4 separate regions of the Homo sapiens genome follow, and all the other regions are linked to region 1. The links are chromatin loops, found by intact Hi-C in ENCODE. Cell type or tissue: MCF 10A. All regions are shown on one strand.

Region 1 (8,000 bases):
TCAGGAAACATTGAGTTCCGATTCCTTTGTTACAACCTCCACTAAAGCTAAGTAACAGCTGCTGTATTAAGATGGGGCTCCCCCTCTCCATCCCACACCTGCCTCCCTTACATGCCTAACTCCTGTTGTAAATAGGGACCCTAATCTGATGTTTTTGTAGTCCCTTTCCTAGGGGCACTGTGGGGAGGTGGAAGGAATTTCACCTTTGTTGTTGGACAGACTTAGATTTGAGAACTGGTTCTACTACTTACTGTTTGTGTGGTCTGGGACAAGTCACTTGGTCCAAGTAAGCTTCTGCATCTGTTAAAAAAAAAAAAAAAAAAAAAAAAGGGGCGGGGAGCTAAGAATTCCTGCCCAGCAAGTTGGTTTGCAGATCAGAGGCAGTGTGTGAGAAGTACTTAACCCAGCACCTGGCATATAGTAGATGTTCAGGACATCGTAGCAGGAATAAGGGAGACATCTCACAAAACATTTTGTGAGAAAGGATCAGTTTCTATCTAGTCAATGTCTTAAACATTCATAGGTTGTTCATGGTGGGAGCTGCTCGAGGAATCATCCTAGTTTTATGGAGGAGGAATCTGAAGCTGGAGGAATTGTCTCCTTCAAGATTACTTAGTTAAAGGCAAACAGGTTCATAGCCAGTGGCTCTTCACCAACCCACAAAAAGGCCTCAGATTATAATTTTGAAGATTAAGTATATGAAAGTGCTATTTGAGTGATTAAGTGTAAGCATCAGATCATTTTGAACTGGTGAGATGGCTCACACCTGGAATTCCAGCACTTTGGGAGGCCCAAGAGGGAGGATTGTTTGAGCCCAGGAGTTCAAGACCAACCTGGGCAACATTGTGAGAGCCTGTCCCTACAAAAAATAAAAAAAAATTAGCCAGGCATGCTGGCACACACCTGTGGTCCTAGCTACTCTAGAAGCCGAGGCCAAAGGATTGCTTGAGGCCAGAAGGTTGAGCCTGAAATGAGCTCTGATTGCGCCACTGTGCCACAAGCTGGGCGACAGCAAGACACTGTGTCCAAAAAAGAAAGATAATTTTGATTAGCACAAAGATGGGACAGCTACATGTGATCAGATTTGGAAAAAAAAAATAACCATTCATTCATTCATTCATTTACTCGGCACTGATTGAGTCTAGTTTGGACAGGTATTGCCCTAGTCTCTGGGATGACAGCGAGAGGCAAAACACAGACACTCACTGCCTGCATAGAGCTCAGAATGTAATGGTGGGAAGGCAGAGGAGGAAACAGATATACAGATAATTTTAGATGGAGATACCTGCCATGAAGGAAGTAGAGGAAGGCCAGGTGCAGTGGCTCATGCTTGTAATCCCAGCACTTTCCCAGCACTTTGGGAGGCTGAGGCAGAAAGATCGATTGAGCCCGGGAGTTTGAGACCAGCCTGGGTAATATAGCGAGACCCCGCCTCTACAAATAATTAAAAAAAAAAAAAAGAAATAGGATTACCTGAAAAGGAGCCAGTCTTGCAAACAGCCGGGCAAAGAGTGAGCAAGAGTTTTTTGGGAAGAGGTGCACACAGCAAGTGCTGAGACCCAGAGGAAGGAAGGGGCTTGTCTGCTGAAGGACCCAGGTGCCCTGGGAGAGGTAGCCAGAGGCGCTTAGTAAGCTTCAATCAGGATTTTAATCTTAATATAGTGCTGAGGGTTTTAAGCAGAAGAGTGATAGAAGAGAGTTAGCTTTTGTGCAAGCACTATTATTCATGGAAGTCCCCTTTCGATGGGGTAGTGGGGACTCCTCACTAAGCTGTCCTTCTATCTCTGTGGCTGTCTCAGAGAAGCACTGTGGAACTCCAGGGTGCTACGTAGCTCACCACGGTGACCCCCAATGCAGGCCACTTACAGAAGCTTGAAGATCTGTGATTTGCTCACCCAGGCTCCCATGCCGAGTGTTCTTGTCATTAACTCAAAAGCCAAATGCTGGTATTTCTGTTCTTACTTGCTTGATTGTTTGTTTACCAGTTCTCAACATCTTCAGTGTCCACTTGGTTACTAAAATGTTTACTCCTTAGCCCAGTGTGTAGGCATGTGCCTGTAATCCCAGCTACTCAGGAGGCTGAGGCAGAAGAATCTCTTGAACCTGGGAGGTAGAGATTGAAGTGAGCCAAGATTGTGCCACTGCAATCCAGCCTGGGCAACACAGCGGGACTCTGTCTCCAAAGAAAAAAAAAAAAGAAAAGGAAAGAAAAAATTATCCAGGCATAGTGGTACTCACCTGTAGTCCCAGCTGCTCGGGAGGTTGAAGCGGGAGGATCACCTGAGCCCAGGAGGTTGAGGCTGCAGTGAGCCATGATCAGGCCACTGCACTCCAGCCTGGGTGACAGAGTGAGACTCTGTCTCAAAAAGAATATAAAAATAATAAAAATAAAATAAAATGTTTCCTCTTGATCACAAAAAAAAGGATATAGTTCTATGCAATCATGTCTGAAACAGGATACGTGTGTCATGCATCCCTGAGTTCGGGTTACCTCAATGACATGACCATTTACCTAATCTTTGCTTTTTCATCTGCTCTCAATTGAAAAGAAAGAAACCATTAATTATATTGAAAGATGCTGACTTGTAAGCTTCTCCCCTCTCCTGGCTCAGGTCAGTTGCTCAGAATGCACCCAGCAAAGATTGGCTGAACAAAGACAGGGAGATGTTGTGAGTCCCACTGATGCCCTTAACACCGGGCATTGTTCAACTTGGGGTCATTTGTGAAAATGATGGGAATGCAACTTCCTCACTTTACAGATGAGAAAACAGCCTCAGAGAAATGCTGGGATATGGGATATGAGTTGGTCTCATAGCCTGTGAGTGCCAGAGCCAGCTCGAATCCAAGTTTCTGACTCACAGTGACTCTTATCCAGCAGGACGTATTCTTCAGAGGCCATGTGTTGAAAACAGTTAGGTGGGTTGGGGGCTGCAGGCCATACCATTAGGAAATGGGGGGCATGTCCTCTGGGTGGTTCCTAAGCATTTGGATGTTACAGCCCTGCCTTTCTTTATTCTGTTGTTCTAGAAGCTCCAACCTGGTATGCTTTTAAGGCAGATATGGCCACAAATGAAGCACATTCACATGACTGCACTGCCTTTCTGGATGAAACAATTTGACCAAACACTGGTGTTGAGACAGTTGGTGATTTGGGCTTTGCCACGTGGTGGGAATGACACAATAAATATATTTTGATATGAATTAGGTAAAGATCTGTCTCTAACCTTGGGCTATATGTGAACATTAACTGCCCATTGGATACTGGGGAACTATAAATGTCTCCGTCCAACTCTGTTCAACTCTAATTTTTTTTTTTTTTTGAGACGGAGTCTTACTCTGTCACCCAGGCTGGAGTGCAATGACGTAATCTTGGCTCACAGCAACCTCTGCCTCCTGGGTTCAAGTGATTCTCCTGCCTCAGCCTCCCAAGTAGCTGGGATTACAGGAGCCCGCCACCATGCCCAGCTAATTTTTGTATTTTTTAGTAGACACAGGGTTTCACCATGTTGGCCAGGCTGGTCTCGAACTCCTGACCTCAAGCCATCCACCTCCCTCGGCTTCCCAGAGTGCTGGGATTACAGGCATGAGCCATGACACCCGGCCTGTAATTTTCTTTAAAGACTGCCACTGGGTGGAACCCACTGGGCCCAGTGAGAACTACGGAAAAGAGACCCATTCTTGCCCTCATTGTTAGTGTCCACATCCGGATTTACCTAAACCCCACCCAGGTGGCATTTGCATAGTAATGAAAAACCGGTATTTTCTAGCTGTGAATCACACTTCAAATCCTGAGCGGCTGACTGTCAGGGGTGCGTCAGGCCTGCTTGCTGGGAGAATGGACGAGCTGGTTGTGGAGCGGGCGGGTCCCGCCACCCGTGGGCTCAGCACTGGACTGCTCCCAGAACATTAAAGGTCTGGCTGATGTTCCATGCCACATCTGGACATGAAGACCCATGTCTGCCCTTCTGTAGAAGGGCCAAAGAAGAAAGGAGGCATCACATGTTTCTGCTGTGGGGGGCCCTTCCGAGCAGCAGACAGGAGCAAGGTACAGGAGTGGCCTGATTCTGGGGTTTCCCTGCCCCCCCTGGGGTCCCTAAACTGCTGTGTGATATGTTTCTAACTATCTGGACAGCTCACCCAAGAGTCAGTTGTTCCCAGTCGCTTCTTGCTGAGGATAAGCCAAAAGAGGGCCGGGGGCCAATCTGGTTTCTTTCAAGTGAAATTATGCTTCTCAAGCAGAGAATGATTGCCCACAGCAGTTAAACCTTGTTTAATGGTAATTAAATTGCTTTTCTTCACTTTGAAAAATCTCTTAATTTTCTGTACAAAGGCAGGAAGCATTTTTCTTTGATTCTACAGGATGTTTCTAAGTATGGTGTAATCAGTTCATCTTACCTTGCCGGGCTCTGAAAGAATGAGTGTGTGGGATCAGATTTAGAAATGCCTCAAAGGTTAGAAAGCCGAGTGCTGCCGATTAACTCAAGCTCAGATGACCAAAAAAAAAAAAAAAAAAAAAAAGCTGCTTTTCCCCTCACTTCTCCCTCTGGTTCTGCCTCAGTACTTTGCTTAGGAGTTTCTAAAAGCAGGCACAGTTGCCTGCGGGGCTGGTGTGTGTCACCTTCGCAAAGTGCAGATGAGGTCTGGCATGTCCCATCTTGTTCCTGCCTGACTACAACTCTGCACACAGACAGTGTTGATCTGGCTTGGAGCCCATAGTGGCAATCCTTGGAGTGGAGGCAGCAGAGATCTCAGTTCTTCCTAGTGCTTGAGAAGTTAACTAACTGTCTTTCCCATGAGGAAAATGTTTTGAGACTGTAGAAGCAGAGAAGAGACTTCGCCAAAGCCCATAGAAAATAAAAAGCAAACCCTCAAGCATGAAAATCCCTGGCCCTGGAGTAAGTGCAGGTGATAAGGCTTGCTATCTGATGCCTCATTCCATGTCTCTGGCTTCCCATTGCCTAAATTAAGATGTCCTGAAAGAAACCTTGGGAAAAAAAAAGCACAGTCCCCACATTTGAAGTAGAAATAGAATTAAGGAGAAATTGTGATTTTCCTGAAGGAACAGAACCAACACTGGTTTTCAAAAGCCTTAGTTTTACATTTTAGTAGAAACTGTTAGCAGTAGGAGGATTTGCTTTGTGTGTGTGTGTGTCTGTCTGCTTTGCCTTATTTTGGTTCTGACCATACCACTGCTATCTCAGTCTTAGAGGCTGATTTTGTGGCCCAGAGTGTTTCGTTCAGATATCTTTGTGTTGAGGTGATATTGAGCCAGCAGCCAAAGAAATGCATGGCCAAGATATGGAATATCTGGTCAACAGAGAATAACAACAAAGTGGGACGCATCATAAGGTCATAGGTCAGTGAAAACAGCTGCTAGCCATTTATATGCAGGAGAGAAAGAAGGCCCAGGGAGTTGGAAAGACTGAAGGTATTTTGGACTGAGCAGAGCAAAGGGATTTGGGGACATATAAATGTATGAAACAAGATGGTCAGGAAAACAATTTTTTTCAAAGGTAGCATGAATAGAGTGAGGTAAGGAAACCCATGGCCATGGTACTGGTGGCCTAATGGGAAAAGGCAGTGTAATGACTTCTACATGGAGACTTCAGTTCTGCCCCTCGTACTGTTGAAGAATATTCTGTCCAGAGAGGCTCTTCAGTTTCTACCTGGTTTTCTAATGGCTTTAAAAAACTTTGGTGTATTGGGGGAATGGAAACAAAGATATTTACTAGAGAAGTGTTTGGCAAAAAGTGCCAAGCTTATTCCTGAGAAAGGATGGAACGGCGTGGGGGGTGGAGGGAGGGTTGGAACCATACTCCAAATTCCCCTGAGGCCCACACGTGTTCACCAGACATCTGTGGGGAGCCCGGATGAGATGTGGGGCCCTTCCCCTTTCTCATTTTCTTTTTTACTTTTAGATCCTGGATCAAAATGAGTCCTTGATTCCCTCATCCCATCCCAGGACCCTTTTTTAGTTGCATTACCACCTAGTGAAGTCTACCAAGTCTTGATTTGAGAATCAAAACAAACTCAGATCAAAGTCAACCTCAGGGAATCAGAGAACACAGAAGCTGAAAGATGTATCCAGCCTTCCCTAAATGGCAGATGAGGACACTGAGGCCAGGAAGCTCAGGTGACTTATCCAGGAGCGTGCCAGTACTTAGCCAAAGATCTGGAACTGGGACTGATGCTTCCTGAAAACAGATTCCTGCCTGGAGTGCATGACCCTGCTTGAGAAAGTGCAGAGGGACAGTGACAAGGCGGGATAACGTAGCAGTCCCAGCGACTTGGGCACCCATCCTGATGCTTCCCCTAGGCCCCAGTGTTTTATTTTCTGGTAAGGCCAGACCTGAGTCAGGTCCTGCCTCCTAACTCCTTTCTCTTCCTTCAGTGGGCAACAAAGATGGCCACAGAAGCAGAGAGGGGTTCCTCCCAGGTACATATTTACCAGTACTTGTACCTTGCGCTTTTAAAAACTCTTTAGCCAGGGATAGTGGTGCATACCTATAATCCCAGCTACTTGGGAGGCTGAGGTGGGAGGATCACTTGAGCCCAAGAGGTCAAGGCTGCCGTGAGCCGTGATTATATCATTGCATTCCAGCCTGGGTGGCAGAATGAGACCCTGTCCCCTCAACCTAACTCTGATGAGGACTATATTACAAGTGTTATATACCAGATTCTGGATGGAGAAGGGAAAGTGATTGTAGACAAGAGAATATTATACTTGGTTGCTGTGTTCTCCAAACCCAAACGCATAGATACACACAGACCCACAGACACACACACACAGACATGAGCGGGACATATTTGAAATCCTCACTGGTTTTGAAAATCTGAGGCTAATAGTTGGAGGAAGTGAGGGGTGACTGTGAGAGAACAAATGTGTAACAGATACACCCTGAGAATCAGGGCTCATAAATAAGGAGTAGAGTCTATTGCACCTAAGCCTTACTACTAGCCTAAGCCTTCATACTAGAGCAAAACCGTGGGCAGACAGCACACAAAAGCAGCCCCTGTCACTCAGGGGCTTACTTCTTTTTTTTTTTTTTTTCTTTTTTTGAGACGGAGTCTCGCTCTGTCACCCAGGCTGGAGTGCAGTGGCGCGATCTCGGCTCATTGCAAGCTCCACCTCCCGGGTTCACGCCATTCTCCTGCCTCACCCTCTCAAGTAGCTGGCACTACAGGCGCCCGCCACCAAGCCCGGCTAATTTTTTGTATTTTTTAGTAGAGACGGGGTTTCACCGTGTTAGCCAGGATGGTCTCGATCTCCTGACCTCGTGATCCGCCCGCCTGGGCCTCCCAAAGTGCTGGGATTACAGGCGTGAGCCACCGCGCCCGGCCGGCTTACATCTTAATGAGCCCACAGCTGCCTGTTGACCTGGTGTCATCACGAGGGTGATCACTATTTCCAGCAAGCTCTTTGTCCCTCAAAGCCCAGGGATCAGGGGCAGCCCGTGGAAGACGAGCCACTGGTTCCAGCGAGGCACAAGGAGAGAGGTTAAGCTGCTTCTACCCTGTTCAACTGTGATGAGATTCCAGCGAAAATCAGCATTGAGGGCCTCAGGTGTTTGCAGGGGGCTCTGGTATGTTAGAAAAACTAGAGGGAGGGGTCTGCCTTTGTGTCTGTTTGTGAGCGTGTCTACTCAAGTAGGAAAGGGGAGCACAGATTTTTACAAAATAGATGTGGGCGGTTTCTTGTAGTCTTGCCTAACTGAAACCATGTTTGCCAGAGATTACTTGGAATTACCCTAATAGGTGCTTTGTCAAAATACTTGGTGCTGGCCAGATGTGGTTCATATACCTGTAACTTCAGTGCTTTGGGAGGCTGAGACAGGAGGATTGCTTGCGGCCAGGAGTGCAAAACCAGCCTAGGCAACATAGTGAGACCCTGTCTTTACAAAAACAACAACAAAATTACCTGGCTGTGGTGGTATGTGCTTGTGGTCCCCACTACTCCAGAGGCTAAGGTGGGAGGATTGCTTAAGCCCTGGTGGTTGCAG
Region 2 (8,000 bases), 90 kb after region 1:
GATAGGATTCCCTTTTCCATGTCTTCTATGTACAGGCAAAGTCGTGATTAAATCCTTCATTGGGATGGAAATCAGTAGGTCAGTTGGAAGATTGTCAAGCCAAGATGATTCTTTCTCTTCCGGTCCTAAAAAAAAAAAGACCTCATGAATTGTTTTTATTTAAATTGGATGTTTTGTTAATCTCTATCTGGAGTTGAATTCTCCTTTTGCCTTTCTTTTCATTGGAGACTTGATGTTCATTTCATTATTTCTACTTGTAGATACGTATAGTATCTCCTCTATTTGAGCCCAACATTCCTTGGAAAATTTTATGAAGTTGAATCAGGGAAACGAAGTGTATTTCCTTTTATACTCTGCGTCATAGCCAAAGACTCCTTTAATACTTACTTTAATGAACTGAGGTTGTAATTTAGATTTCTTCAGTGTAGCTTTTAGAGCAAAGAGCATGAAACTGGTTTTCAGGAGATCTAGAATTTCCCACTGGCTTTCCAACTGCTAACTAATAGCCTTAGACAAGCCATTGAACTTTTATTAGTTCCAATCTCTTAAATGTAGGAGTTGAAGTGGGTGGTTTCAAAGATTCCTTTCAGCTTCCAAATTCTGGAACTCTGGAAAAAAAAAAAAGATAGCCACATAGACTTGGAATATCGTCATGTGTTCCTAAAGTATCATCTTTTATAATAATTGATGTTGTTTGAAAAGAGTGTTGATATACAGATCTTGGACAAATAATTAAAATTTAAGGAAGTCTACCAGACTGTCCTTGCTAGCATGAAATTATGCCTGAAGGCATAGCACTGTGGCCTTTGCAGCCAGAGGGCTTGTTTTAGAAGTACAGTACACTGTACACGTCCTAGTCACTGGGGAGCTCTGTGTACAAATACACACAAGGCCATGGTCACAGAGAGCAACAGTCACAAACATAAATTCAGATGTGTGAACAAGACAATTGAGAAACAAATCATTGTCATTTAAGCTTAAACTTTTAAATCAGAGAGACCTACCTCACATACTTGTCCAATTTAGTAGAAGACTGTGACAACAGAGAAAATGGCAGCTGACAGCAGAAACAGGACTGATTTTTTTAATTAAAAATTTCAAATTAAATGTAATATATGTACATGGAAAAACTTCATACGTTAAGCTGTGCACACAATCACAAAGTTAAAAGCTTCTACCTTCAATTCTCAATCCTCCTTTCTAAAATTAACCATTGTTATTCATTTTTTGTTAGATCCTTTCCTCAAATGGCATATGCATATCCCAGTAGATAGATGCATGGCTTATGTGAACATTTATAAAAATTATAATAATCTACAGTTACTCTGTATGTCGCTTCTCCACTTAGTGATGCATCTTCAAGGTACTTCACATTAGCTCATGCAGATACAACTCAATTTTTTTTTTTTTTTTTTTTTTTTGAAACAGAGTCTCACTCTGTCGCCCAGGCTGGAGTACAGTGGCGCAATCTCGGCTCACTGCAACCTCCGCCTCCCAGGTTCAAGCGATCCTCCTGCCTCAGCTTCCAGAGTAGCTGGGACTACAGATGCATGCCACCACATCCGGCTGATTTTTTATTTTTAGTAGAGACAGGGTTTCACCATCTTGGCCAGGCTGGTCTCGAACTCCTAACCTCGGGGATCCGCCGACCTCTGCCTCCAAAAGTGCTGGGATTACAGGCGTGAGCCACTGCACCCGGCCGACTCAGTTTTTAATGATTACATTGTTTACCATCATATGAATTATCATTTACTAAATCAGTTCCCTATGCTAATTTAAATGATTATTTTTCTAGTTTCTGTCTTTCTCTAACTGCAACTCCTGCATTTCCATCTTTATCCAATTTCTTACGAAGGCAAAGCTGCACTGGATGGTCTGTTCATATATCTGGGTATTTTTTTCCACAGGATAACTTTCTAAAGGTAGAATTGATTGTTCAAAATGTTTACAAATCTTACCAGAAATGTTAGACCTATTTGGATATATATAATATTCTGCAACATATAAGAATGCTAGTTGATAGTTGCTATCCTGTATATTAACTTTTTAAAAGTTTTGCTAACCCAATGAGTAAAAAAAGCTCATTGTTTTGATTTACATTTTTATAATCATTGACGTTAGAGTATATTTTCCTATATTAGTTAGTCAATTTTGTGTTTGTGCGAAGCTCCAGTTTGTGTTTTTACCCATTTTTAATTGGATGATGAGGTTTTTGGGGGGTATTTTTAGACCACTTCATAAATTAAGGAATTAACTTTCACACTTTATGCAAATATTTCTCCAGTTGTTAAAGTTTGCATGTATTTTTCCCATAGAAATTTAAAATTTTCATGCAATCAACCTCAGAAATCTTTCCTCTCATATTTCTGCCTCTGGAATTGTATTTTTAGAAAGAACTTCCCTGTCCTAATATTACATATTAAGCATTGTTTGTGTTCTATACTAGTGCTCTTAGAGTTTAGCTTCCTTACGTTGTAATATTTGATCCTTCTACAGTTTATTTTGAGGCAAGGAGTTTGATAGAGATCTAGCTTTCTTTCTTTTGCCAAGTGGCTAGTCAACAGTACCACTACCACGAACTGAATAATTAATCTTTTCCCTTGTTGATTTGAAATGCCACTTTGTGAGATCCAAATTTCTGCCTGTGTTTGGGTCTGTTTCTGAACTCTATGTTTCATTCCATTGAGCTGTTTTTCCGTCTCCAATTCTACGATGTTTGAGTGACTATATTTTTAGTTATGGGCCATGCAGGGGGAAGATTTGCAAAATTGGTTGCTCAGTTCACTGTTTTGAAACTGCTTAATGAAGAGGCCTCTTTGTTTCCATTTTCTCTATTAACACCAGAATTAGTGTTCACGATGACATTGTATCATCCAAAAAGAATTAATTTTGCCCTTATAATAAGCTTAACAAGATTGAATATAAACAAAATTTTAAATAAATAAGATAATGTTAAAAATAGCATCTAGAAGGATATTTTTAAATGTCTTATCTGGAAATCTCACTTCTGGGACAGCGTTCAATAAATCTACTGTACCTACTCACACACACATTTGTAGACAATCAGACAGAAAACTGTTCGTATTTCTTGCGCTTTGTCTTTTAGAATGTGGCACATCGAATAGAGTTACCAGTTGCCCTGATCTGACTGATTTCGTATAAATGTCTTTGCTTTGGCAACAGTTGAGACCTATTCCTTCTCTGAGGTAAATCTTCTTGCAGAGCAGGAAGTTGAGGTTTTGGGGTAGAGTCCAAGAGTCAGTTCTGACCTTATTATTGGGGAATGTGGAAACCTAAAGCCTTCCATGAGTTAATAATGTGCACAGTGAAGGATTTTTTTCCCTCCTGAACTGATTGGGTATTTTCTAAAAGAGGATGAGCTTTTAATAACAGGAATGTAACTTTTAATTTTAAACAGATCTGTGCTTAAACATGGTCAGGGAATAGCCCCTGCTCAAAAATCTCCTTATTTGTACATGTTATTGTTCAAGGGAGAGACCTTCCTATTTATATGGCGAGAAAATAAATGAGATTTCTTTCTATCTGTCTTCCATATGTTTAATGGTAGGAATGTGTCTTGGATCTTGAATTAAAACAGACTGTGGATTCAGTTAGTTGATACAATTAAGAACTGTTCTTATCTCAGAATCAACTCTGCAGACTATCTCAGAGAATCCAATATCAACCATCCAGGTGGCTAATCCATCATCAACTGAATGGGCAATTTGGTTGCTTCTGTTCAATTGAACAAAGAGGCATAGGCACTCGTTAGTTCCACACCCCAGTCAGAGAAGCAACATGGGTGTGTGACAAAAGGGGTATATAGTCTGTTCTTTGGCTTCAGATATGAAAAAGCTTTTTTCAATCCAACTAATTCAAGACACCAAGCATAGTGATTTCTTCACTGACAGTTAGCATTGAAAATGAACTTCATTTTCCTCCTAACACACACAAAAAAGGGGGTGGTAGAAGCCACGGCAGATCATGGCAGATGGCACTTAGGGACAGCTGTAGTGCTTGGCTTGAGTTCCCCTCCGCATGGAGCACAGAGCTGCCCACTTCGTAGGAATACGGCAATATTTATCTACGCATAGGAGTCATTCCAAATAAAAAGGGTAACAGAAAGAAATTGCAGCCTACTGCTGTGAGCCTATCCAAAGGGTATCCATACATAGCCCAACATTTGAGGTAAGGGCATGGTTTAAGATCTCAAGGAATCAAAACATTATGGAAACACTAACGGGACCATTAGAATAAATGAATGAACCTAAGATCTTCAGTCCGACTTGATTGAGTGCAGATCCAGTCCCCTTTGGAGAGAGTTGTTAAGATAAGACTTAACTGTGACTAAATATACAGGCAAGGAATTGCCTCTGCAACACAAATAAGAAGCTTAGAATAATTTGCCATTTGAACTTTCCTTATATAGTTAGATACTTTGTAGAGAAACCTAGGCTAGGAGTTGGTGATTTTTTTTGGGTGGGGGGGTCGCTTTTTTCCCCCTTTCTCATTTTATTCATTTGACTATCGGCAACTTTACGATTTTTTAAATTGTAGTAAAATACACATAACGTAAAATTACCATCTTAACCATTTTAAAGCGTACAGTTCCGTGGTGTTAAGTATATTCACATTGTTATGCAACCAATCTTCAGAACTTTTTCATCTTGTAAAACTGAAACTCTATCCATTCAACAACAGCTCTCCATCCCCGCCATCCTCCCAGCCCCTGGCAACCACCATTCTACTTTCTGTCTCTGTGAGCTTGACTATTCTAGACAACTCGTTTAGGTAAAATCATAAACCTACTGAAAGTGTTTGGGTTTTTCTATGTGACTGGTTTATTTCACTTAGCACAATGTCCTCAAGGTTCACGTATGTGGCAGCATGTGTCAGAATTTCCTTTTTAAGGCTTAATAATATTCTGGCCGGGCACCGTGGCTCACACCTGTAATCCCAGCACTTTGGGAGGCCGAGGTGTGGGCGGATCACCAGGTCCGGAGATCGAGACCATCCTGGCTAACACAGTGAAACACTGTCTCTACTAAAAAACAAAATACAAAAATATTTGCTGGGCATGGTGGCGGGCACCTGCAGTCCCAGCTACTTGGGAGGCTGAGGCAGGAGAATGGCATGAACCCAGGAGGCGGAGCTTGCAGTGAGCCGAGATCGTGCCACTGCACTCCAGCCTGGGGGACAGAGCGAGACTCCGTCTCAAAAAATAATAATAATAATATTTCTTTGTATGTCTATACATTTTGTTTATTCATTCATCTGTCAAAGGACATTTGGTATTTTGGGTTTTGTTGGCCCTTTTTTTTTTTTTTTTTTTTGGAGGCAGAGTCTTGCTCTGTCACCAGGCTGAAGTGCAGTGGTGTGATCTCAGCTCACTGCAACCTCCGCCTCCTGCATTCAAGCGATTCTTGTGCCTCAGCCTCCCAAGTAGCTGGGACCACCAGGTGTGCACCACCACACCCGGCTAATTTTTGTATTTTAGTGGAGTTGGGGTTTTGCCATGTTGGCCAGGCTGGTCTCGAACTCCTGACCTCAAGTGATCCTCCCACCTTGGCCTCCCAAAGTGCTGGGACAACAGGCATGAGCCACTGCAACCAGCCAGGTTTTGTTGGCTTTTAATCAAGATAATATGCAAACACTACTTTTGTCCATCTGATGATGTCTCAACAAAGCCATTTTAGAATCTGAAGATACTTCCTCATTAAATTGTTACTATTGTTAATAACCGAGTGTTGGCTTAGTGAGTGTTAAGGTATATAAGAGTAGTCCAAATAAATGGCATAGAAATAAATGACAGTGATTAATCACTCACTAGTCTGATACCTCATAGCTTCCTTACTTCAAGTTTAGGCAGGTGCAGGAGTCATGAAAAAAAGCCAAAAGATAAAGGTCGCAACCACTTGGTGAGGAATGTTTGCTTTCTTGAAATGATAGCCCTCTACCCAGCACCATGAAAAGTGTGTTTTTCGTGGTCATTTTCAGGCCTCTAAGCTTGAGGTGTGGGTTTATATTCTGAAGGATGCAGTGCGTGATCTTTCTCACCAAACTCTCTCAAATACTGCACTGGATAAACACTCAGAGGACTGGAAAGTGGGACTGGAAGGAGCCATTGAGATTTTTTTTACATCCTCTTGTCCTGGAGTACTTTCCTTCCTCTACACTTTCCTTACATTTCTCAGAGAAAAAAAGAAAAACTTTGTCATTTTTGTATTACAAACGTGCCAGCTTTGACTACCCTTGACACTAGGTAAGTGGGAGATTAATTGTTGGGATTATACCCATGGAAAAAGCCATAAGGCTTACATCACAAGTTTTATTTTTTTTAATATTTTGTTTTCATAGCTGGGGATTACTCTATTGGCATTCAGGGAGAGAGAATGAAAAAATATACTAGGATAAAAAAGGGAGTACTAATTAAAACTACAAAAGCAATGCAAACATACATTAAAAGATACAACAAATTCCATGCCAGTTTCGTGAAGAAATGCTTTGAGGTTTTTTTCCCCCCAGCTTTATTGAGTATAATTGACAAATAAAAAATGCATATATTTAAGGTGTATGACCTGACAATTTCATATACAAATACATTGTGAAATGGTTACCACAATCAAATTCATGAATATATCCATCACCACACATGGTTACCATCCTTTGAGTTTTAAGGTGAATTAATGGAATGCGTGTCATTCATATGCATATTCATATGCATGTCATTTGCATACCATTCCTTGACTCAAGAAAGTTGCTATATGAGTGAAAGATAATTATTGATCATATGAACTTAAGATACAATTATTCTCATCTGGCCAGGTGCAGTGGCTCACGCCTGTAATCCCAGCACTTTGGGAGGCAGAGGCAGGTAGATCACTTGAGGTCAGAAGTTTGAGACCAGCCTGGCCAACTTGGTGAAACCCCATTACTGAAAATACAAAATTAGCTGGGCATGGTGGCACATGCTTACTTGGGAGGCTGAGGCAGAATCGCTTGAACCTGGGAGGCAGAAGTTGCAGTGAGCCAAGATCACACCACTGCACTCTAGCCTGGGTGACAGAGTGAGACCCTGTCACAAAAATAAAATAAAATGAAATAATTATCCTACAAGAATTACCAGTAAGTATACTTCTAAAATAGATCTTACTCTAGTTCATTCCAATACTCACATAATACAACTATATATTAAATGGTGAAAATATCATTGCAGATAAATTCTAAATGAAAATAAATCCTAATATGTAATCCATTAGGAAATAAAATTCTAAATTTAATTCTACAAATTACTTTGTGATTTTGATAAAATTTACCTAAAGATACAGGGAAGATTTTAAATTTGTTTAAAAATGGGAAGTTAGTAAAATCTTGAGGATAAAGAAGAAATGTATACATATCAGGCAAGCCCACCACTGCATGTTCCATAGAATCTTACAGATAATGGATCTCAAGAATAAGCAGGCTAAATTTTCACACCCATCCCCCAAGTAGCTGAATCATTGGGGATTTTCTTTTGGAGAAATTTAGGGCCCTAGCAAAGAGTAGATAGCGTTCTGAGCAAGTTACTACTCCCAAGGGTTGGCCCAAGCATTCAAAAACAGCTGGGGGCTGGGCACAGTGGCTCCTGACTATAATCCCAGAGTTTTGGGAAGCCAAGGTAGGAAGATCATTTGAGACCAGGAGTTCAAGATTAGCCTGGGCAATATAGTGAGAATCCCATTTTTCTACAAAGAAATTTAAAATTTTGCCTATAGTTTCAGCTAGTTGGGAGGCTGAAGTGGGATCACTTGAGCCCAGGAGGTAAGGCTGCAATGAGCCATGATCATGTCATGCCTCTGCACCCCAGCCAGGGCAACAGAATAAGACCCTGTCTCAAAAAAAAAAAAAAAAAAAAAGAGAGATTGAGATCTGAGATCTCATATTTTTGTAGCAGGTTACACTGAGTGTTAATGGATGCATGATGTTAACTTACTGATTTTGTTTGTGAAGAACATATA
Region 3 (8,000 bases), 63 kb after region 1:
TACTAAAAATACAAAAAAAATCAGCCGGGCGTGGTGGCAGGCCCCTGTAGTCCCAGCTACTCAGGAGGCTGAGGCAGGAGAATGGCGTGAACCCAGGAGGCAGAGCTTGCAGTGAACTGAGATAGCGCCGCTGCACTCCAGCCTGGGCGACAGAGCGAGACTGTCTCGAAAAAAAAATAATAATAATAAAATAATAAAATAAACCCATTGTTCATCTAAGAACCTACCCATGTCTTTCGGGAGGCTTTCCATCTTATCTTGTCTTGGTTCAGACAGTCTTCCATGGGACCCACTGATACCCTGGAGCATCTCTGGAAGGTTGAAGCGGAGGACAGAGGAGGCATGGAAAAGGTGTGCAGTAATACATAGGAAGCTTCCAAAGAGAAGTGGGTGCAAGACAGCACAGAAACATGTTCAGTTGCCTCAGCTGCTGATGTTCAAAATACCTGCAGAAAATCAACGCTGCTACACCCAAAAGAAAAGGAAGATGGAACTGGGGGCCTAGAGTGAATTTTTTCAAAGGTAAAAAGGAGCCCAAATTTCACAGAATGATCTCCCGCTTCAGAAAGGGAAACCCTCTAAGTACACTATACACTTCCCTGCCTGTTTTCTGGAGAGTGATACCGAGTGTTGGCACTGTCTGCAAGGAAGGAAGTAGGACTTTGACTAATTGCACAAACAGCAATTTTGTGTTTTTGAAGTGCGAGGACTCAGTCCTGTGTCCACGAAGCCTCCTTCAGGAGGTTACTTCTTGACATAGCCCATCAACCGGACCTCCCGTTGCTAGGTTCTGAGCCTTAGGGTGCTTTCAAATGCAATATCTAGGCCAGGAGTGGTGGCCCACACCTGTAATCCCAGCACTTTGGGAGGCTGAGGCAAGAGGATGGCTTGAGGCAGGAGGATCGAAGTCAAGGCTGCCGCGAGCTGTGATCGTGCCACTGCATGCTAGCCTAGGCAACAGAGCAAGACCTTGTTTCAAAACAAAACAAGAAAAAAAAAATATGTGCAGAATCCACTAATGGAAGTCATCATAAATTTGTTGCCAGAATGGGAATGTATCAGTTTATACTTCCTACATTTTGTTTTTTGTGATGACTTTAACTTTGGATCATTTTATCAGTGACTGGATGAAAGTTTATCTTTATTTTATCTAATGGGGGGGGGGAATCCAAGGAGCTTTTTAAAGACAGCCAGTATAATTGATTATAAAGGGTAGTTCCCTGCTAAGCTGAAAATGCTGTCTTCGAACACTTTAGGCATCTGTTTCTACCTAAGAGATGCATTGTGGAGCCCAGTCTATAGCACCTGCCACTGGTCTTCAATGTGTTCAGTATGTATCCTGATAATATATGAAACATCAGGGTCCGCTCACCTGCTTCAGGTGCTGTGTGTACTCCAACAGGTATTCTACAATCCGAGCTGTTCATCAGTTGTTAAATTACTGTGATTTGAGTCCCTTCAAAGTGAGATCCATTGGCAGCAGGAACTGTTATATAGTATTATGTGTGTGTTTAAGGGCAGAGGGATGGTGTTATCTAACTGTCCTGTCCCAGTTTGCAGGCATGGAAGGAGTTCCTAGGATGTGTGACTTTCAATTTTAAAACTGAGAAAGGCCTGGACAAACCAGGATGAGTTGTCAACCTGCATGGGGGCAATGGATTTGGCCATGAACTTCATCATTTCAAAGTATTAAGTTGTTGGCATTCTGAATGCCCCTGAACCTATTTTGCATCGTAGAGTGGACTTGTTCCCCAGTGACCCATGTCCACCCCTAGTGGACTCGATCAACTCCTGACACACCCCTACTAGGAACACGAAAATGGTTGTAGAATGTGTTTCATTGTCCTCATCCACAGATACAGACACTTTGGTGACTCTGTGTTCTATCTGAATGGGGGCTGAGACTACAGGATACCCCATCCCATTTCTGTCCTCTGTCCTTCATCCAAGGTGTCACCATTTGTATCTATCAGGAAGGAGGCTTTGCAGCTAAAATTTAAAATAATAAGAAGAATATATTTCCGAGCCAGAGATTAGATGCCTACATATCTCTTTTGGCCTCAGCATTCTGTGGTCTTCTATGGAGAAAGGCTAATTTTCTGAAGGCTTTGAATGGAATGAAAACTGCCTGTTCAAATGGTTCTGAGGATACTGAGAGACGCTCAGTGTGTGGTCTTTTTATTTTTAGTAATAGTGTTGGAAAAAATCAGGTTATGTTTACGCTGAGTGTGTGGGGGGCGCTGGTGAGATTGTGTAGTCTAGAAAAGGCTAGAATTATAAATTATTATAAACGTTGGCCATGTGGGGAAATTCTTATACCAAAAATACTGCAATGTATGTCAGCCTATAGATTTTCATGTAGTTTCTTGTCCAAAACTGTATATGAGAGCAGAAATGATTGATTATGTTATGTTCAATGTATACCTAATATCTAGTGCTGATACATAAATAAACCCATCATTTGTGACAAGGGTCTTTTGTCCGCATTTAATTTTATTTTGTTACTTTTTATTTATTTATTTATTTTTCAGCCAGGGTCCTGCTATGTCGCCCAGGCTGGTCTCAAATTTCCGGACTCAAGCGATTCCCCCACCTCAGCCTCCTGAGTAGCTGGGACTGGAGGTGTGCACCACCACACCCAGCTTAATTTTATTTTTATGGCCAAATATGACACAGGTGAAAGCCATTACCCAGACCTTCAAAGGAGTGTCACGATGGGGTTGGCAATGAGGACAAGGGGTGATGAGGAAAATACATTGCTGGAAATCAAGTTGATAATAGGTTTGGTGGAAGATCTAAGAAATGTAGTGTGGAACCTCTGAGGTAGGGAAACTGGGAATTCTTTTCTTTAGAATATACATGTATATTGGCATGTATGTAGAATATGCATGTCTGGAACTCCAGAATACAATCTGGGCTGCAGCCATCAGTGTACAGGTTAAAGGTTCTTAGGCTTTCTCTGTTCACGGCATTCCTGTAGACTAAAAGAAACAGCTAACAGCTCCGTTTATTAAGTAGTAAAGCCCAAACAACTTAGTAATTATTTATGACCTAACAATTTAGTGGCCAATTGAAAATACAATCACATCAATTCAAAAGAAAAGATGTATTTTTTCATTTTTAGGTGATGGCTGGTTTTATGCATCAACGTGCGTAGGGCATGGGGCCTAGATATTTGGTCAAACCCCTGACTGGGTATTGCTGTGAAGGTTTGTTTTTTAGATGAGATTAACATTTAAATAGGTAAGTTTTCTGGGTGCAGTGGCTCATGCCTGCAATCCCAGCACTTTGGGAAGCGGAGGCAGGAAGATCACTTGAGGCTAGGAGTTTGAGACCACCCTGGGCAATATAGCAGAACCTGTCTCTAAATAATTAGATAGATAATTAGATAGAGATAGATTAGATTAGAGAGGTAGGTAGGTAGGTAGATGATAGATAGATGGATAGATAGATAGATGGATAGATGGATGTATAGATAGATGAATAGGTAGGTAGATAGATAGATAGACAGATAGACAGACAGACAGACTGATTGAGTAAAGCAGATTATCTTCTATACTGTGGAAGGCCTCATTCAATAAGTTGAAGGCCACAAGAGAAAACAGACTGAAACAGGCTGAGGTTTCCTTGAGGAGGAGGGAATTCTGCCTCTAGACTGTCCTTGAACTTGAGCTGCAGCATCAACTCTACCTTAGGTCTCCATCCTGCTGACCTTCCCAGCAGATTGTGGATTTGCCATCCCCCACAATCATGTTAGTCAGTTCCTTAAAATCATCACTCTCTCTCTTTCTGGTTTTCTCTTGAATACACACGTATACGCACACCTCCCCCTCTCTTATCTGGAGAACTCCGCCTTCTACAATTACCAGTGGGATGTGTGCACCTGTTGGGCACCGCACAACTCCCCTGACCTTGGAATCAGATTGGACAACATTTCCTATTCCGCTTTGATTTTTCTGCAGTACTGGCATTTTAATCCCAGCAACCTCTGAAAACCTCATGTTGCAAAAATGACATCAACAAGAAGAATGCTTATGATCTAATGTTGAAACTGTGAACTACCTGAAGTGAATCATTAGCCCAGTGTGTAACAAGTATTGCTGTGTTTCCCTCAAAAAGTTAAAATATCCCTCAGTGCCTCTGTGAGTTCGCTGTGGCATCCCATCCAGGACACCTGGGTGCACGGTTTGGGAGCTGCAGGTAGAGTGGCAGCAGTAGTCATGGGAGTGGATGAGTTCAGGTGGAGGGCACAGGAGGTGGAGACAGCAGAGAAGAGCTTCACAGAGAACATCTAGGAGGGACAGCTGAAGAAGCGCTTTGGGGCCGGGCGTGGTGGCTCACGCCTGTAATCCCAACACTTTGGGAGGCCGAGGCGGGCAGATCACCTGAGGTCAGGAGTTCGAGACCAGTGTGGCCAACATGGCGAAACACCGTCTCTACTAAAAATACAAAAATTAGCTAGGTGTGGTGGTGCATGTCTAATCCCAGCTACTCAGGAGGCTGAGGCATGAGAATCCCTTGAACCCAGGAGGCAGAGGTTGCAGTGAGCTGAAATCATGCCACTACACTCCAGCCTGGGTGACAGAGCGAGACGTTGTCTCAAAAAAAAAAAAAAAAAAAAAAAAAAAAAAGGCAGGGGATGGCTTTGGAAAGGAGATTCTAAAGGGAGACTAGAGACACAGGGAAAAATTGATGTACTGTCTGTGAACAGCAAGGAAAATATGATTACACCTAAGAGATGAAATTGGCATAGGCGAGAAGTCAGAAAAATAATCTATACAGCTTGCATGGTTGGGGAGTTAGGAGAGGCCAAGGCCACGTGCACGTAGAGCAAGAGGTAGAAGAGGCCCGGGGGCTAGAGCGCACCCTGGTGGATAGTGTGAGAATTTCACACTGGCTCAAGCCTTGAAGACCACCCCAGGGGTGCGCCTTAGCAACGCACTTATGCAAGACCCCAACAACTGGCCCTTGAAAGGAGCTTTTCACTGGTGGGGTGTGGCCCTGCTTGTATTCAGAACCATAGTTTTAACAAGCCAGCATTAAATCCACAAGTCTTTGCCAAAGCACTTTAAGCCTCTTGACATTTATTGGAATTAATTTACCTGCAAGGAAGTTCATATATCTAGCTTTGTTAACCCTACATTCGGGAAAATGTTTCCATGAGATAACTAAAACCCGCATGAATGATACAATACTGTGACAAAACCCAAAGGTGGCATAATTAGCATATAAAACTCCCAAATTTTTTTTGCAATTACCATCGTCTAGTAACTGGTTGTTTCATTAGGTAAAAGTGGATGGAATCAGTGGAATTATATGTATGATATGAAATGCTCTTTGGCATCTATTAAATTTTTATTTTGAAGAAAAAATAAAGGACAAGGAAAGCATCCTATTCCAAGACTCCAAGGAGATTATATTTTTAATTCCACACCACAGAAAATGCAAACAAATTTCTAATTACACTTCATGCATGGAGATCTGTAGAGGAAAAATAAATTGGTACCCATCCACCCAAAAGCCACAAATCAGACATAGAATGGCTAATCACAAATATAACTTGTGTGCCTGATGCTGATTACTTTCTCCGCAGTCTGTTGTGAACAATTAAGAATTTAGATCTTGGGCTGGGAGTGCTGTTTTTAAAGTGTGACTCAAAAGCATAAAGTTCATTTAAATTTCTCCTAATCCTGGTTTGCAATTTCTATTCCTTTTTGGTTAGAGTATTATTTATCTTCAGGAGGCCCCTATTATACTATAAATATTGCCTTGGGGCAGTGTTCATAGCACCACAGCACCTATCTATCCATTTATCAGAATAATCAGCACTTCCTGTTGGCTGAGAAAACACTGTCATTTTTACTGTTTAAAAACAGAACAGCTTTCAGTAGCAATTGCCATTAATTGATTTCATGGCAGGAAGACGGAAAATTCTCCATTTTTTCATTCTCATAAGTCACCTAAGAACATCTTAAAAGCTACAGAGAGGCCGGGCTCAGTGGCTCATACTTGTAATCCCAGCACTTTGGGAGGCTGAGGCGGGCGGATCACGAGGTCGGGAGATCGAGACCATCCTGGCTAACACAGTGAAACCCTGTCTCTACTAAAAATACAAAACCAAAATTAGCCGGGTGTGGTGGCAGGTGCCTGTAGTCCCAGCTACTTGGGAAGCTGAGGCAGGAGAATGGCGTGAACCCAGGAGGTGGAGCTTGCAGTGAGCTGAGATCACACCACTGCACTCCAGCCTGGGCAACAGAGCGAGACTCCATCTCAAAAAAAAAACAAAAAAAATGCTACAGAGAAAGGGGACAGCTGCCATGGAAAACAGTGGGGCGGTTCCTCAGAAAAAAATAAAAATAGAATTATCATATAACCCTGCAATTTCACTTCTCTGTACCCAAAATAATTGAAAGCAGGAACTTGAGATATTTGTACATCCACGTTCATAGCAGCATTATTCACAATTGCCAAGGGATAGGCTCGGCACAGTGGCTTATGCCTGTAATCCCAGCACTATGAGAGGCTAAGGTGGGCATAATGGATCACGTGAGGTCAAGAGTTCGAGACCAGCCTGACCAACATACCAAAACCCCATCTCTACTAAAAATACAAAACTTAACTGGGCGTAGTGGTGCATGCCTGTAATCCCAGCTACTCAGGAGGCGGGAGAATTGCTTGAACCCAGGAGGCAGAGGTTGCAGTGAGCCAAGATCGCGCCACTGCACTCCAGCCTGGGTAACAGAGAGCAAGGCTTCATCTCAAAGGAAAAAAAAGGAGCCAAAGGATGGACACAACCCAGGAAGAATGGATAAAATGTGAAGGAAATTCTGACACATGCTACAAAATGGATGAACCTTGAGGACATTATGCTCAGTGAACTAAGCCAGTCACCAAAAAGACAAATAGTATAGGATTCCACTTGTATGAAGTACTTAGGGTAGTCGAATTCAGAGACAGAAAGTAGAATGGTGATTGCCAGGGGCTGGGAGAGGGGAGATGGGGATTTACTGTTCAATGGGTGTGCAGTTTCAGTTTTGCAAGGTGAAAAGTGTTCTGGAGATGGGTGGTGGTGATGATCACATAACAACATGAAAATACTTAGTGCCACTGAACCGGACGCTCAAAAATGGCTAGGTTGGTACATTTTGTGGTGTATTTTACTGACATTTTATTTTATTTTATTTTATTTTTTGAGACAGGGTCTCGCTCTGTCACCCAGGCTGGAGTGCGGTGGCCCGATCTCGGCTCACTGCAATCTCCACCTCCCAGGTTCACGCGATTCTCCCACCTCAGCCTCCTGAGTAGCTGGGATCACAGGTGCATGCTATCACACCTGACTAATTATTATTATTATCATTTGGCAGAGATGGTGTTTTACCATGTTGGCCAGGCTGGTCTTGAATTCCTGACCTCTAGTGATCCACCCGCCTCAGCCTCCCAAAGTGCTGGGATTACAGGTGTGAGCCACCATGTCTGGCCTGAAATTTATTTTTAAAAAAGCAAATCTACAGAGGAGTGGGCTCCACCATAGAAATTCAGTTCCAGTTAGTCAGCAGTAGCGGCCTGGGCAGCAGCAATTCTGGTCTAAGGTGCGGGGTAATCTCTGAAGTAGTTAAACACAAGTGGTGTAACCAATGTGTCAGGATGGGAGAACTGGGCACTGGGAAAGAGAAAGACTAGTGTTGGGAGGAGCAGGGAAGCACCAGCAAGGAAAAAGACCCTGTACATGAACTTGGCTAAGGAATTGTTTCAGTGATAGAAATACCAGACACTGTAAATGGTTGTGCACATGGGCCAGAGAGGTCTTTAAATTACATTTGAAACATATACACCTACTGTGTACCCATAAAAATTAAAAACTATTTTAAAAAATAAATTCCATTTGAGCCACTCCTTCAAACCACCCAGAGTGGGTAGACGTCTTTCGTGCCTCTAAGAAGCCCCATCTCTATTCTGCGTCTCACCTTGCAGGGCTGCTCATCTGAATCCTGAAGATGGTG
Region 4 (8,000 bases), 210 kb after region 1:
GAGATCAATATGAACACAGCAGAATGCAGGCAATGGAATGTGTTTCCTGTAGACGGGCTAAGACGGTAACCCAGGTCCACAGAGTTGGTTTCAGAAAAGCTATAATCAAAGAAGGAGGAACAGTGAAGGTAGACATGAGACAGGCCTGAAGGGGTTAAACCTACTAGGGAGCAATTGGTAGTAAGAAGCTGAGACCACATGAGGCTGTGAGAAAGGAGTTATTACAGAAACAGACATCCTGGGATTTGAGTAGCTCCATTGTGAGAAGACATTGACAGACCACGAATAAATGGCCATATGGTTTCCAAGTTGACATCTGCCATTCCCCAATGTGTTTACCACCATTTTCTCTCACGGGCTCTGAAAACCATCTATCCTTTACACTGCAATTGTATAGTGTGAAATTCTACATAGATCAACATCAATTCATTGTTTCAGTTTAGGTATATCATATCATCAAACTAAAATATATATACATTTTAATTTTCATGCTGTAATCATCCTAAAGTTATATAACACTCCATCTAGCTGTTTTCATATCTGTCCTTTAAACTGCAATTGTAGAGCATAACATTCTTTTTTTGTTTTTGTTTTTGTTTTGTTTTGTTTTGTTTTGGTGGTGGGGAGACAGAGTCTTGCTCTGTTGCCCAGGCTGGAGTACAGCTGCATAATCTTGGCTCACTGCAGCCTCCATCTCCCAGGTTCCAGCAATTCTCCTGCCTCAGCCTCCCAAGTAGCTGGGATTACAGGTGTGTGCTACCATGACTGGCTAGTTTTTTGTACTTTTAGTAGAGATGGGGTTTCACCATGTTGTCCAGGCTGGTCTCAAACTCCTGGCCTCAGGTGATCCGCCCACCTTGGCCTCCCACAGTGCTGGGATTACAGGTGTGAGCTACTGCACCCGGCTGTATAGCATAAAATTCTACACAGATCAACATCACCTCATTGTGTAAATTTAGGTATGTTATATCATCAAACTAAAATACATATATACATTTTAATTCTCACGTTGTTGTAATCATCCTAAAGTTATATAATGCTCTACCTAGCTATTTTTGTTCACGATATAATCAATTTGGTCAGTTTCTCCAGTGAAAAGAAAGAAGAGCATAGAGTGCAGCGATGGAGACCCTGTGCCTCTGTGGGTGGTGCATGCATCTCTGAGGGGCATGGTCCTGAGAATGTCACCCCATAATGGAATTAGGGTTGTAATGGTAAGGGATTTTAATCAGCTAAGGCTCAGATATTTTATTTCATAAGTAATCCGGTGCCTGTGACTGATGATGACTTTGTGCATGCTTCTGTGTGTACATATATGTATATGTATACATATGTATAACTTGTGATATGGTGATATCCATATAGTACTGAGTGATGTATAATATCGATAGGTATATATAAGTATAATATATATAAGCATATATACTGATATATCTATTAAATATAACTAATATATAACTAATTATATAACTTACTCATTTTGAGGCAAGTAGATAAAACCTAATTGTAAGTCAAGAGAGGCTCTAAATCATTCGAGCCGAAGCCCAGTGAGATGCCCCAGTGATTCTTTTCCTTTGCTGTGAAAATCTGGACCTGTGAATGGAGTGAGGTACTTCTCAACAGACTTGTTCATGTTTCACACCATGGCCAGAAATCGAATAAGGAATCCATCAGTGATCACGCGTGGGCAGGCATGAGGAACATCGTTCTTTGCAGAATAGCTTGCAGTGTCCTGAAGTGCACAGCAGGTCACACGCAAACAACCGAGGAAGCTGGGGTTCTTGCTGCCTCACTGCTTAGCAGCTATGGGAAGCTGGGTGAGGTTCTTAACTCCCTGCACTTCTGTTTCCCAACTATTCAAAAAGACATAAGACACCTGTTCTATGTCTTTCACTGAGTTCTGGAGCCCATGAAATGTCACAATTGAGAGCCCTTTGTAAACTGCAAACTGCTATGTGATTATTGGAGTGTTTGTGGGTGGGGTATGGTGAGCACGGGGATTTAAAATCTCTTGTTAGAATATGAAGTGTCACAAGCAAATAAAGCAGTATATCCTATATGGCAACATGTGGTTGACAAGTTACATAGTAGTTTCAAGAACTGTCATAAAGAGAAAAATAAAGTCTAAGGCGCTAAAAAGTTGTAGTTGGGTGCCGCAGATAACTTACTAGCATCCAATCTAGAAAACATTAAAAGGGAGCTGTGCATAAAAGAACAAGGTTCGTCCAGGAAATGGGTGGATGTGCAGAGATGGAGATAAGAGAAGGAATTATTTGTACCATCTGTTGCAAGTGGCATAAAAAAGATATCATTTTACAAACTGTAACTATTTTTGGTACAAAAGGAGGTTGTCCTTGGCCTGGGGAACATGGGAGTAGCCCAGCAGAAGATTGAGTGTCAGTGAGAAGGACATTTTTCTTTTATCCATCCTACAGCACTGCACAATTATTGATTGTGGCTTGGAAGCGAAATGATTTATTTAACATTACTTCTCTATTCTGCTCCAGATTGAGATCTTTAATCACTGTTGGACCCAGGACTGGTCAGCCAGGTCTGGCCACTGGAGGGCTCAGTAGAGTTCCTCTGTCAAAAGATTTATAGAAATAACGCTCATCTTAAATATAGCCATAAGCTAACCGCTGACTGGACCATCTCTTTCCTGGGAATTAAATAATTTTGGCAGCAGTCTGTCTGTCTGTCTGTCTCATGTCTGGGAGACATTCCGTTTACAATCAAATGAAACAATAGGCTAACTAAAACCTTACAAATGGCAATCTTCCCAATTTTACCAATGCAAACAAGATGAATTTGAAATTTTTTCAACGTAATAATCCCTTCCCTTCCTAATATCATCTTCATATCTATAGGCACAGTTCAGATTTTCTTTGAGCAAATGTAATTTTTTTAAAGCCAATGAAGAAATGAATATGAAAGGGAAAATAGGAATGAATATGTGTCACAATACTATTGGCCTTGCCAGAGCATAAAAATTACTTCCTGTTGAGGTAATCCTGAATATTTCCTAGCACGTCCATTCTTAACACTGACTCAGAAAGAATACATTGCTTCCACTTTGCTTTTAGGCCTAGTCAATGAAAGGAAGAGGGAAAATGAAGAGTGGGACACTTTATACACTGCTGGGAAGAGGAACGTAGTAATGGCTGTAATGTCCCAAGGTAGAGAAGGCAGAGAAGGATCTGGTGATGTAATCAAACCAAAGCGTGGGGGTGTTAGTGGTTGCACACACTCATACTGAACCAAACTTTATGGTGAGTTAGCCTGAAAGAGCCCTTCTCTGGAGAATGTGCCTTCCACTGAGATAAAGCCACTGGGTCCTAGATGGCACCAGGATATTGTTTAGGAAATTGGCTTGTCTGGTTCATTAGCAGGTACTCTGGGGCCTTTGGAGATTGAACTCCACCTCTCTTGGGTGAGCTTGGCGCTTGCTAAAGAGCATTTAACTCATCCTGATTCACCGCAGGATTGGGCTGGCTTTCAAACTCCTGACAGTGAATTACTGCTCTTGTAATGACGAATCCATGCATGCATGCTACAGACAGTGCCCTGGAGCATTTTGAAAGTGAAAGGAAATTGCTGTGAACCTGGCAGGAAGGAAGAGAAGGGAGAGGTAAACTAGACTTCTTCTCGCATTGAACCGACCGACTCTCATTGTAACAGGGTCAACAGAAGCCACCTCTCTCTAGCGTAATGGACATGGTTTCTTGTGGTTTTACCCTTTGTTGCTTTTTTTTGGAGCCAGGGTCTCACTCTGTCACCCAGGCTGGAGCGCAATGGTGTGATCTTGGCTCACTGTAGCCTCTCAACCTCTCAGGCTCAAGTGATCCTCCCACCTCAGCCTCCCAAGTAGCTGGGAACACAGGCATGCACCAGCATGCCCAGCTAAGTTTTTACTTTTTGTATAGGCTGGGCCTCCCTATGTTGCCCAAGCTGGTCTCAAACTCCTGGGCTCAGGGGATCCTCCTGCTTCCACATCCCAAAGTGCTAGGATTACAGGCGTGAGCCACATAGCACCTAGCCCATAGCAGATATGGGATAACATGTCGAACATGGCATGACTTGCTTAGCCAAGCAGCAGAGAGACAGAGAGTTCACTGTTTGTTTCCTGGGGGACAGCCTGGCCCCAGACCCTTCACATACAGTCACTGGGACAAGCAACCCTGCCCATAATAAGCAGGTAAAGAAGAATTATAAGAGCCATGTCTGTTAGCACACCTCACGCCATAAGACAGGGTCTTTGGAGGATGTGATAGGGGCGGCATCGTGGCCTAATCAGACAAGGGGGACCACTCCTCCATCCCCCTTCCTGGAAAGTACGTGCTTGACTGAAGACACAAAACAAAACCTGCCTAATGTATACCAGATTCATCAGAAGCTGATAGTGTGTGCCTCCCATACTCTGGTGAGAAATAACAAACCCTTGCTGATTAGATTAAAAGTCAAGAGCTTCCACATTCCTTCTACTGTTTTCCGACCTCTTAGGTGGCATCTGTTACAACCACTTCATCCAAATATTTTTCCTAGTGAGACATCTTAGGAGGGTGGCAATGTCACGTGCTCCATTTGCCCCCTTCTTTAATAACCACAAAGTGATTTGATGGCAGTAAACAGTTTTTTTAGAAAGCCTGCAAAGGACTGGATTTGAACTTGAAAGACGTCATGGAATTCTTTTGGTCAGCAAGAACAACCTCTAAAAGCCTTAAAATGTTTTAAAAATGCACAGGCTGCCCAGAGCGTGGTAGTTGGGTGTGGCGTGAAGCCAGTGGGGCTTCCAGCCCAGTGAGTGGAGTTCCTTGTCACCGTATTCCCACTTGGATAGCTTTCGGTTCCACCCAGTCCCCAAGGGCTCAGAAAACATGATGGTAATCAGAGCCTGCCTGGGAGCGCAGGAGATGCTTCCTTTCTCCCCCACCTTTTGCTAGCAATGCATTAATGCCAGTCCTCCGCTGAGAGCTGCACAAGTCACTTCGTGTTGTGGACACGCACCTTCTTGTACCTGTTCCCCTGGAAGATACCAGCTGTGCTGACAGCGGTTGTAGCCAGAGGTCTCTGGGGATCGCCTACCTTCTCGTCCTTCATCTTGTTTAGGGTGGGGCAGAAGGGCTCTGGTTTCCTTTCCAGAATCCCCTCTGCACAGCCCTGGTTTGCCCTCTCTATCTTTCCTTCTCGTTTCAGATGTATTTTCCAGGGTGATTGCAGTTCCTTGCCCGGCGCTATGTAGGACTGATTAATGGCTGCTACCCAAAGTTCAGCGTGGTAAAACAGGGCTGGTTAATTAATAGACAGCCTCCTTATCTCCCTCATGTTTTCCCTCTGGTGTTAAACCAGGAGAAGAGGCTTACGTTTCCTTCAGCTGCCAATTCCCAGACTTCAAAAGTCTGGCAGCAAAGTGGGTATTGGGTGCTGGTCTAGGTTTTTGCAGTAGCACCTTTAAGTCAACAGAAAACTGATCTGAAAGTTGGCTCCTCTGGATTGAGTATGTTGGGTTTTTTGACAGTTTCATTTCTCGGTGGCTGGTTGTTTGCCCTTTCTAATGATCCTGTTTGCCTTCAGCGAAATATATTTTGTAATATTTCCTTTGCTGTTAACCCATTTACCTAGGCCGTTTAAAGTTCCTTCATTGGTGTTTTCCCTGTAAGCAGTTGTTGAAGGACTGAGTCACCCGTGAGGTAGCCTGTGGTTGGATGTGGGCTGAGGTTATTCAGTGACTAATTTCCAAGGGGAGGAGAAATTGACTTATCACGGGGAAGGTTACTTTTTATCCATGCCAGTGTCAGCTTCTCTCCGAAAACTGGGTAATACGAAATGGTCTTTATTGGTTGTGAACACTCGAGCTGAGAAACATTTTAGGATCTTTGTGTCTTTTGTGATGATTTTGTTTCTGAAGAGGAAGCTGTCTAAAATATTCAAGTGTGCAACCAAGGATTTAGATGAAGCCAGCAAACAAAGGAATCATGTAATCAGGACCTGAGCGAATGTGCTTACTCACGGCGTTAGTTACACAGGTGATTTCCTTAAGAAAAAGTAAGTGGCTTTAATTCTTTGAGGGTGAAAGAGTGTCTTAAGATTCCATTTCAGTTTTCTCTGCTTACTTCATTGTGTGGTCTGATTGAGTGGTATGTTTACAAATTCTAGACTTGGAAGGGTGGGGTTTGAAATACAACAAACTGTACATAATATTCCTTTTCCACAAGCAATATATATATATATAAATGCTCCACAGACATGATTACATGAGGCAGTTTCCCAAGATGATTTTAAACAAATATTTTTTATACTAGGTTTTTTTTTTCTGGAAACAATTTTAATATGTTGTTTCTTATCTTACGTTCAAGAAACTTCTGAATGAGTGATATTCGATTTGACTTATGGTTCTTTTGGGAAATAATATATAGCTACATGTAAGAATTTCTAACTCAGACTTCAGATCTTAATTTGAAATGGCCCCAGATATTTTCTGGTGTTTCAGAAGTATGGTGTAAACAGCATTTTGATCCGTGTGCAGTCTGTGGGCAGGGACACCTGCCTGTCAGCCTGCTATTATGATGAGGCTCTTGAAGAAACTACCCTCTTTCTAAGAACTGGAAGAACTCAAATAATGAAGAGACAATAGAGGTTTGGGCAGTAATGGAAAGAAGAAAAGACAGTGCCTAGCCAAGCAGATGAATGAGGTAGAACAGTCTTGTTCATACATTGCCATTATATCTAGTGCAGTTGAATGAACATTTTCTGTGTCTGGGCTTAGGTGCAGGCAAATAGTTATCTGTGTTGTATTCAGATAAGGGGTTAGAAGAATCTTTATTTTTCTGTGTCGGTCATCTCTTTCTTGCTGTAAAATGAAATTGTTTAAAGCTTACATTATGACATTAGTGTTGAAATTCTGTGGGGAAAAAGTGTCAATGGTACAACATAGCTAGTTACTTAAACTCACTAAGGGAAAAGAGATGATAAGATTAGTAGCATCAGAGAGATCAGTGGCAGAATAAGGGACTGGGATATATTAATGTGAATGGCAACTCGTATGTGTGTATGTGTATGTGTGTGTGTATGTGTGTGTGTGTGTGTGTGTGTGTTGCTTATTTATTTTCTTTGTAAGTTTAGTATAATTTTCTCCCACAAGGTCTGACTTTGAGTACCAGCGCAGGAAAAACCCAGTATGTATTTAATGCCATGTCTTTACTCATTAGCCAAATAACAGTTAAAAACCAAAACAAAATAAATCTGTGTTGGTGACAGATTCTAGGAAGATCTCTCCTTAGTAAGAATACCCGCAGCAAAGGCTGGGTTTGTTTTAAACTGTGAATTATACAATCTTAACCATCATGCTGCTTCCATCTATCAGATTCTGGAGTCTCTAAATTCTACTTTTTATTGCAAGTGTGACCTTGGAAATCACATTGAAGACTTGAAAACATCCCTCCAGTGATGTCCCCTTACCTTCCCCCACATCCTAAGAGCGAGTTGCCTTAGGTTGGTCCCTGTCTTTTATGGTAGGATTCCCAAGTTGTCTGATCGTAAGGGTTCATTCTAGTTGTGGTTTTAAAACAAATGTTTCCCACTCTATATTGGGATCATTGTGTCATTTTTCTTCTTGGGCTCTGTTTAGAGCCAAGGATGAAATACATGATCCTGGTTCTTTTTAAAACTCCGTCTTAGAAAGTCAGTCACAGCTTGGCAAACCAACATAAGAATTCTGCCAAGACTTCCAACATCTAAGTCACCTGTGTTGATAGAGACATTCAACCTCAGATTACCAATTCTGTCACAACCGAATGTTTGTATTCAGCGCCACTGTGGATAACTCAGATTGATGGTGACTCTTTCGGTGACCCTTTTGGATGATGGCAAGATTATTTTGAAGTGGACAGGGCAGGGAAGACACACAGGATTAGCTCCAGATCCGGGCTGCTGACTGTTCATGGCAAGCAGCCGTCCTCATTGGCTGAGGTCCCATTCTGGTTGGTTGGTGTCCATGCCATACT

The links. A loop is a pair of places that touch in the nucleus more often than their neighbours do. Peaks named below come from ENCODE experiments on the same cell type or tissue, not always from the same donor. Only the 100,000 strongest peaks of a DNase experiment are listed, where the experiment ranks them.
Region 2: a loop joins it to region 1, with 8 times the contacts of the local background. A loop is called at or near these places in 4 of 110 quality-filtered maps.
Region 3: a loop joins it to region 1, with 2.5 times the contacts of the local background. A loop is called at or near these places in 4 of 110 quality-filtered maps.
Region 4: it touches region 1 in a loop (4-fold over the local background); 2 of 110 quality-filtered maps call a loop at or near these places.

What each region holds. Positions count from the first base shown.
Region 1 is chr10:24,251,552-24,259,551 of GRCh38, forward strand. The region is part of intron 2 of KIAA1217; the gene reads left to right. Among named protein-coding and RNA genes, the nearest start is that of MIR603, 20 kb to the right of the region's middle. In MCF 10A, no CTCF peak of the experiment used is centred here; DNase peaks (open chromatin) are centred at 2,850, 3,770 and 4,650.
Region 2 is chr10:24,341,256-24,349,255 of GRCh38, forward strand. All of the region lies in intron 2 of KIAA1217, which reads left to right. Among named protein-coding and RNA genes, the nearest start is that of MIR603, 70 kb to the left of the region's middle. In MCF 10A, no CTCF peak of the experiment used is centred here; a DNase peak (open chromatin) is centred at 3,226.
Region 3 is chr10:24,314,775-24,322,774 of GRCh38, forward strand. The region is part of intron 2 of KIAA1217; the gene reads left to right. Among named protein-coding and RNA genes, the nearest start is that of MIR603, 43 kb to the left of the region's middle. In MCF 10A, a CTCF peak has its summit at 4,883 (motif pointing left); no DNase peak of the experiment used is centred here.
Region 4 is chr10:24,460,749-24,468,748 of GRCh38, forward strand. All of the region lies in intron 5 of KIAA1217, which reads left to right. It overlaps LOC105376455 (a long non-coding RNA gene), which reads right to left and starts at 5,638. Exons shown (of 3, transcript XR_930755.4): 1 at 5,005-5,638. RefSeq lists an enhancer at 1,720-2,221. In MCF 10A, a CTCF peak has its summit at 2,551 (motif pointing right); DNase peaks (open chromatin) are centred at 3,033, 3,503, 3,833 and 5,693.